Linked DNA regions of Homo sapiens: region 1 is linked to region 2. A link is an interaction called in ENCODE POLR2A ChIA-PET data of the cell type or tissue named here. Cell type or tissue: B cell. All regions are shown on one strand. Links, peaks and the distances in the headings refer to the core of each region. The heading gives the core; the rest is flanking DNA.

Region 1 (4,397 bases), core at 240-4,239, 110 kb before region 2:
TAGCTATGATTCAGTAATTATGGGTTTCTTACATCACTGCCCATTAGTCCCCTCCAGCCACCAGACCAGACTGATTATTTATGGTTTTGCTTGCTTTGCTTTTGTTTTCTAGGTGGCTATCTCTTAGGAACCCCAGTAGTTTGGACACACACACACACACACACACACACACACAGGCAAGGTCACAGTCAGATCCCTGGCACGTTAATTTGGCCATTTGCCCAGGAGCAGCTGGTAGCAATCCTTGTGTTCCAGCACTTAAATTTCTCCTCTCAGGTTAGGATCTCTGAGAATATAGGAAAGAAAAAAAAAAAGGAGTTTCTCCTAGTCTCTCACTAACAATCAACGTAGAAGACTCCTGTGACCTCTGATCACCAAAATGTGTAGGGGTTTCTTCTCACCAGCAACTAATCAATCAATCCTGACCAGTTGGGTGTCTTCTAAATCAGCTCAGTTCTGACACTATCCACCTGGAGATAGCATCAGATTCCACAGGTTGAGGACTCAATTCCCGAGACTGCCCTGTTTTCCATTCAGATGCCAATTGCAAGCTCCAGGTTGTTTTACCTGTGCTTCTGACTGACCAAGCTATACATCGGGTTTCCCAAAAACCCCTCCTTGGGTTTGATGGATTTGCTACAGCAGCTCACAGAACTCAGAAAAACACTTAACTAACCTTTACTGGTTTATTATAAAGGATATTACGAAGAATAATGATGAACACCAGATGAAGAGATGCATAGGGCATGGGGTGAGGGAAGGGGCATGGAGCTTCCAGGCCCTCTCTGAATACACCACCCTCCAAGAATCTCCATGTGTTCAGTCATCCGAAAAACCTCTGAACACTGATTTTTGGGGTTTTTATGGAGTCTTTGTTACATAAGCATGATTGATTAAACCATTGGCTACTGGTGATCAACTTAACCTTCAGCCCCTGTCCCCTCCCAGGAGGTTGAGGAGTAGGGCTAAAAGTTCGAACCAGCAAATCCTACCTTAGTCTTTCAGGTGACCAGCCCCCATCCTGAAGCCTAGAGGCTGCCAGCCGTAAGTCAATTTATTAGCATACAAAAAGACATTTCTCACTTTGCAGATTTCACAGATTGTAGGAGTTCTTATGCCAGGAAACAGGACAAAGGCCAAATATATATTTCATAATATCACAGTCTCTAATTTCATTGTTCAGCTTCTCCTTCCCATAAGACTGTCAAGCCTCTCCAGAACACAGACTGTGCAGTATTGACCATTCCTTCTACTGTCCCATTTCTTAGCCCTGTCTTAGATACTCCTATCTCTGGGAGAATTTTGCTTGCATACCAGTATGTCTGTTGAAGAGAGCTCTTAATGCTAGGTCTTTTATTTTATTTATTATTTTTTTTTGAGAGGGAGTCTTGATCTGTCGCCCAGGCTGGAGTCCAGTGGCGCAATGTCAGCTCACTTCAAGCTCCGCCTCCCGGGTTCTTGCCATTCTCCTGCCTCAGCCTCCTGAGTAGCTGGGACTACAGGTGCCCGCCACCACACCTGGCTAATTTTTTGTATTTTTAGTAGAGACGGGGTTTCACCGTGTTAGCCAGGATGGTCTCGATCTCCTGACCTCGTGATCCGCCCGCCTCGGCCTCCCAAAGTGCTGGGATTACAGGTGTGAGCCACTGCGCCTGGCCTATTTTATTTTTATTTATTTATTTTTTTGAGACGGAGTCTCGCTCTGTTGCCCAGGCTGGAGGGCAGTGGCGTGATCTCGGCTCACTGCAAGCTCTGCCTTCTGGGTTCACGCCATTCTCTTGCCTCAGCCTCCCAAGTAACTGGGACTACAGGCACCCACCACCACACCCCGCTAATTTTTTTGTGTGTTTTTAGTAGAGACGGGGTTTCACTGTGTTGGCCAGGAAGGTCTCGATCTCCTGACCTCGTGATCTGCCCGCCTCCGCCTCCCAAAGTGCTGGGATTACAGGCGTGAGCCACCGCGCCTGGCCATTTTTTTTTTTTTTTTTTTTGAGACAAAGTCTCATTGTGTTGCCCAGGCTGGAGTGCAGTGGTGCGATCTCGGCTCACTGCAACCTCCTCCTCCCGGGATCAAGTGGTTCTGCCTCAGCCTCCCGAGTAACTGGAATTATAGGCATGCACTACCACACCCAGATAACTTTTGTATTTTTAGTAGAGACAGGGTTTCACCATGTTGGCCAGGCTGGTCTCAAACTTCTGACCTCAAGTGATCCTCCCGCCTCGGCCTCCCAAAGTGCTGGGATTACAGGTGTGAGCCACCAGGCCCGACCAATGCTAGGTCTTTGCAGTGGGTCTCATATCATTCCACGTACACTGAGGCGCACTTGTTGCCAGAGACCAAAAACTTTACTGAGCACCCTTTCACCCCCAGCGCCCACTTGGCTGGGTCTATTTCCAATTCTTTTAGTCTCTGGGGCTGATGAAATGAAGATGGGAGGGTAGGGCAAGAGAAACAAGAAGAGCTAGCCAAGAAGATAGAAAATAATGATTTTCAGCTCACTGCCACCTCCACTTCCCGGGTTCCCGCGATCCTCCCACCACAGTGAAGTGGTGTCATTTGCCTGGGAAAATACCCAAGGTTCATTGTCTCATACCAAGGAAATCGAAGACACGGACACACAAGAGATGAGTAAGAGCAGAGGCTTAATAGGCAAAAGAAAGAGAAAAGAGAATAGCTCCCTCTCCTGCAGAGAGAGGGGTGCCCGAGTGGGTCTTCCAGTTCCATGGTGAGGTGCACGGGTTTTATAGACTGGCTTGAGGAGGCAGTGTCTGATTTACATAGGGCCCAAAGATTGGTTAGACCAGGTGTGACGTTTACATAGCTCACGAAGAAGCTGGCCACCCCACCTTAATCTTTTATTATGCAAATGGGTTTTCTACCTGGCCAGAGCCATGTTGCCTGTTCCTTACTGGACATGTGGTTGACAAAGAAAAGGGAAGATGGAGCTGCCATGTTGAACATGCCTAGCCCCCAGGTAACCTTTTCCTATTGTCACAGCTGCCGGCATTCACCCATGCAAGGTTCCAGCTTGCTTATCTATGTCTGCAGCTCAATTTTACAGGCTGACTTTTTCAAAAAGAAATGACTTGGGGACTGCTTTTCATTAAAAGGAAAACCTTACTGAGGACTTTCTTACCCTCACTATCTGCCTAAATCATTTCTTTTTAACTCCTATATCAATAGCCTCCCAAGTAGCTGGGACTATACGTGTGCGCCACGACACTCAGCTAATATTTGTATTTTTTGTAGAGACAGGGCTTCACCATGTTGCACAGGCTGGTCTTGGAACTCCTGAGCTCAAAGTGATCTGCCTGCCTTGGCCTTTGAAAGTGGTGGGATTACAGGCATGAGACACCATGCCTGGCCTTCAAAAAGTTAATCTAAAAATATATATACATATATCCCAGAAGGAGAAGCAGAAGGGTCAGATAGGTGAGAACCAGGGCTTTGAATATCAGAAAAACCAGGAAGAGATAATATGTCAAGTATGGAGTGATCAATACTCTCAAATGCCGTAAGAGGATTTGTGAGCAATTGAGAAAGCCATGGGATTTGTTCATTAGAATGCCACTGTGAGGCTCAACTGATGAATCTCAGTAGGGTGGTGAATGTAAAGGCTAGACTATGGGAGGTTATGGGGCTGGGAGGTTGAGAGAAGGAAAATCATATTTTATACTGTTCCTGAGACATTTAATGAAGGAAAAAAAGGAAACAAAAAAGCAACTTAAAGGTTAAGTCCCACAAATGAATTCTTCAAGTGAACTGAAGAGTAGCAAAACATGCCACTCCAAACATGCCACTTTGGCATATTGATTATTTTGAGATAAAGACAGTGAAAGGAAGGGAAATGGGATACTTCCCTGATTCCCCTTGCAGGACGTGCAACAGAAGTGTAGCTCACCTGTTCAGTTGCCTCACTGCTTAATCCCCTTGTGAGACAGAGAGCATGCAGACAGGCAGGTGCAGAGGCTGGGGTGAGCGCTCTGGGGTCTGGCCCGGCTGTAGTGTCTAGGAGTGGATGCCTGCAGCCCCAGCGTTACAAAGCTTTCAGCTTGGCCGCCCGAAGACAGCTTGAATGTTAACCAGCTTAATGGACCTTTTGCCTTTTCACAAGGGCAGAGGGCCAACATGATAGCTTGCTGTATCCCGAGCTCTTGTTCAGCGTCCTGGAAAAATCAGGTCACACACGGACTCAAAGGATGAATGCGAGGTTTTATTGAGTGGTGGAGGTGGCTTTCAGAGGGATGGATGGAGAGCCAGACGGTGGGTGGATGGAATGGGAAGGTGATCTTCCCCTGGAGTCAGGCCGCCCAGCGGCTGGACTCCTTTCCTACCGCCCCCAGCTGAACTCCTCTTGGCATCCAGACGTCTCTCCTCTTCTCTCTTTCCCTGCTGT
Region 2 (4,397 bases), core at 327-4,326:
GTTGGCCAGGATGGTCTCCATCTCCTGACCTCGTGATACCCCTGCCTCAGCCTCCCAAAGTGCTGCGATTACAGGATTACAGGTGTGAGGCACTGTGCCCGGCAGTATTTGATTTTGTCAGAAATTCTTATCTTAGATTTTTGAAATGATCTCATGATTTTTTTTTTTTTTTTTGAAACGGAGTCTAGCTCTGTCACCCAGGCTGGAGTGCAGTGGCGCCATCTGGGCTCACTGCAAGCTCCGCCTACCGGGTTCTCACCATTCTCCTGCCTCAGCCTTCTGAGTAGCTGGGACTACAGGCACCTGCCACCACACCTGGCTAATTTTTTGTATTTTTAGTAGAGACGGGGTTTCACTGTGTTAGCCAGGATGGTCTCGATCTCCTGACCTCATGATCCGCCCACCTTGGCCTCCCAAAATGCTGGGATTACAGGCGTGAGCCACTGCACCTGGCCCCACAGTACTTCTGACACCAGATGTGTGGGAATTTTTTCCCAACTGACCAATTCTCTCCACATACCAACTGGGTGGCTTGTGATTTGATTCAGTTCTGACACTGTCTACCTGATGTTACCATCAGAACCCACAAGTTAAAGGGCTCAGTCCTACAAGACTGCCCCCACTTGAAGCTAGTCACAAGTCCAGGTTTGTACTTCTGACCAACTGGCTATAAAGCAAACAAGGTATGCTTTCTCTGAGGTCACTACCTTCCCAGCACTTCAGTGTGTTCTGTTCACCAGCCCAGAAGCTCGGCTCATCACATCTCAATGTTCAAGAGTTTTGTTTTTTAAAAAAAACAGCCTTACTCTGTCACCCAGGCTGGAGTGGAGTGGTGCCACCATGGCTCACTGCAGCCTCAACCCCCAGGCTCAGATGATCCTCCCTACACTGCCTTCTGTTTTCTGAGTAGGTGGCTGGGACTACGGGCATGCACCACCATGACGGGGTAATTTTTTTTTTTTTTTAATTTTCAGTAGAGACAGGGTTTCACTATGTTTCCCAGGCTGGTCTTGAACTCCTGGGCTCAAGAGATCTTCCTGCCTCAGCCTCACAGACTGCTGGGATTACAGGCATGAGCCACCACACCCAGCCAAGACTTTTTATAGAGTCCAATCTCCAGCTCCCCCCACCACTTTATGGAGGTCAGTGGTTAGAACTAAAAGTTCCAACCGTCTAATACTTGGTTTTCCTGGTGACCACCAGCTGTATCCTGATGGTATCTAGGGGCCCCCACTTTAAGTCACCTTAGTAGCATAGACTCAGGTATGTGCATACAGAGTTCATTATGAATAACAAAAGATATTTATGAATTAGTGTTTGCTTATGCCAGAAATTTTCTTTTCCTTTTTTTTTTTTTTTTTTTTGAAACAGAGTCTTCACTCTGTCACCCAGACTAGAGTGCAGTGGTGTGATCTTGGCTTACTGTATCCTCCACCTCCCAGGTTCAAGTGATTCTTGTGCATCAGCCTCCTGAGTAGCTGGGATTACAGGTGTGCACCACCACACCCCGCTAATTTTTGTATTTTTAGTAAAGATGGGGTTTGGCATGTTAGCCAGGCTGGTCTCAAACTCTTGGCCTCAGGTGATCCACCTGCCTCTGCCTCCCAAAGTGCTAGGATTACAGGCATGAGCCACCGCACCCGGCCTTATGCCAGAAATTTACTGAGTTCATTAAGGTAACCTTGAATAGCCCTGGGGAGTTTAGACTTTGCGAATGAACAATGAGAATGTTTTTAACCATATGTTTGAACTTCCCTTTTTTTTTAAATTCTCATTTTTATTGTCATGTTAGCTTTTTTAAAAAATGCAGTTAGCATGGATTACTTAGAAGAAAGTCTGTTAAAAATAAGTAAAAACAGAAGGTGATTGGCATTTAAATGTAACAAAAAGCTAGCTGTCATTGTGTGGAATGAATTTCTGTTAAACACGTTAGAAATTTCATTGACACTTGCCTTATTTATTGTTGTATCCTCTATTGCTCCTCTTCTTCCCAAATTAAAGATGAGGCTGCTCTGAAGATTCAGTAATTAGGATGGACAGTCAGCTACTAATTTTCTTAGATATTCTATCTAGGCAAAACAGCATTTTAATAAAATATCTTTATTTCTTACAGATTCCTGACATTCAGACAACTGACTTGTAACTGACTTATAACTGACTTGTAATACACTGCTACTATATCAAACCGACAATGAATTGGAATGAAAAACCAAAGAGTGCTACATTACCACCACTGTATCCTAAAAGCCAGCCACCTTTTTTGCACCAGTCTTTAATAAACCAAATTACCACAACATCTCAGAGTTCTTTCAGCTATCCTGGAAGTAACCAAGAAGCATGCATGTATCCCGGTAATTCAAATCCAATTTCACAGCCACTGCTGAATATCCAAAATTATCCTCAACAAATTTCTGTTTCTGATATGCATAATGGGACAGTTGTGGCCTCACACACTTCAGTAGAAAGAATAACATATGCAAATGTTAATGGACCCAAACAACTAACTCACAATTTGCAGATGTCTTCAGGAGTTACCCAAAACGTATGGTTGAACTCACCAATGAGGAATCCTGTGCATTCTCATATAGGGGCAACTGTATCTCATCAAACTGATTTTGGAGCTAACGTACCCAATATGCCGGCACTACAGAGTCAACTGATAACATCAGATACCTATTCTATGCAAATGCAGATGATCCCTTCTAATTCTACACGACTTCCTGTAGCTTACCAAGGAAATCAGGGACTTAACCAGTCTTTTTCAGAGCAACAGGTTGATTGGACACAACAGTGTATATCTAAGGGACTGACTTACCCAGATTACAGACCACCTCCAAAGCTATACCGTTACTCACCACAAAGCTTTTTACCAGATTCTACCATTCAAAAACAAAACTTTATACCACATACATCATTGCAAGTTAAAAATAGTCAGCTTCTAAATTCTGTATTAACTTTACCATCAAGGCAGACCTCAGCTGTACCATCACAGCAGTATGCCACGCAAACTGACAAAAGACCTCCTCCTCCTCCTTACAACTGTAGATATGGAAGCCAGCCTTTGCAAAGTACTCAGCATATTACTAAACACTTGTCTATGGAAGTTCCTCAGAGTCGAGAAATGCTGTCATCTGAAATAAGGACCAGCTTTCAACAGCAGTGGCAAAACCCTAATGAAAATGTCAGCACAATTGGAAATTTCACTAACTTGAAAGTAAATACCAACAGCAAACAGCCTTTTAACAGTCCCATTAGATCTTCTGTGGATGGTGTTCAGACTCTTGCTCAAACTAATGAAGAGAAAATAATGGATTCTTGCAATCCAACTTCAAATCAAGTACTGGACACAAGTGTTGCAAAAGAAAAGCTAGTAAGGGATATTAAAACATTAGTAGAGATAAAACAGAAGTTTTCAGAACTTGCAAGGAAAATTAAAATCAATAAAGATCTTTTGATGGCAGCAGGTTGTATTAAAATGACTAATACTTCTTATAGTGAACCAGCTCAGAATTCTAAATTGTCTCTAAAACAAACTGCCAAAATCCAGTCTGGACCCCAGATAACTCCAGTAATGCCAGAGAATGCAGAGAGACAAACACCAACAGTAGTGGAATCTGCAGAAACAAATAAGACTCAATGTATGTTGAATTCTGACATTCAGGAAGTCAATTGCAGAAGGTTTAACCAAGTTGATTCTGTTTTACCAAATCCTGTCTATTCTGAAAAGCGGCCAATGCCAGACTCATCTCATGATGTGAAAGTTCTCACTTCAAAGACATCAGCTGTTGAGATGACCCAGGCAGTATTGAATACTCAGCTTTCATCAGAAAATGTTACCAAAGTTGAGCAAAATTCACCAGCAGTTTGTGAAACAATTTCTGTTCCCAAGTCCATGTCCACTGAGGAATATAAATCAAAAATTCAAAATGAAAATATGCTACTTCTCGCTTTGCTTTCACAGGCACGTAAGACTCAGAAGACAGTATTAAAAGATGCTAATCAAACTATTCAGGATTCTAAACCAGACAGTTGTGAAATGAATCCAAATACCCAAATGACTGGTAACCAACTGAATTTGAAGAACATGGAAACTCCAAGTACTTCTAATGTAAGTGGCAGGGTTTTGGACAACTCCTTTTGCAGTGGACAAGAATCCTCAACAAAAGGAATGCCTGCTAAAAGTGACAGTAGCTGTTCCATGGAAGTGCTAGCAACCTGTCTTTCCCTGTGGAAAAAGCAACCTTCAGATACTGCAAAAGAAAAGGAGTGTGATAAACTCAGAACAAACACAACAGCAGTTGGAATTTCAAAGCCTGCTAACATCCACGTTAAGAGTCCTTGTTCAGTTGTGGGAAATTCAAATTCTCAGAATAAAATAAGTAATCCCTCACAGCAGA

The links. ChIA-PET counts read pairs that join two places held together with the same protein. Peaks named below come from ENCODE experiments on the same cell type or tissue, not always from the same donor. Only the 100,000 strongest peaks of a DNase experiment are listed, where the experiment ranks them.
Region 1: POLR2A ChIA-PET joins it to region 2 with 7 read pairs; 8 of 35 experiments call an interaction of 5 or more read pairs at or near these places.

What each region holds. Positions count from the first base shown.
Region 1 is chr12:31,869,002-31,873,398 of GRCh38, forward strand. No RefSeq gene overlaps it. Among named protein-coding and RNA genes, the nearest start is that of LINC02422, 16 kb to the right of the region's middle. In B cell, for the core only: no CTCF peak of the experiment used is centred there; no DNase peak of the experiment used is centred there; H3K27ac peaks cover 2,223 bases.
Region 2 is chr12:31,978,765-31,983,161 of GRCh38, forward strand. It overlaps RESF1 (retroelement silencing factor 1), which reads left to right. Exons shown (of 6, transcript NM_018169.4): 4 at 2,114-4,397. The coding sequence starts at 2,192. Among named protein-coding and RNA genes, the nearest start is that of RESF1, 22 kb to the left of the region's middle. In B cell, for the core only: no CTCF peak of the experiment used is centred there; no DNase peak of the experiment used is centred there; H3K4me3 peaks cover 243 bases; H3K27ac peaks cover 1,787 bases.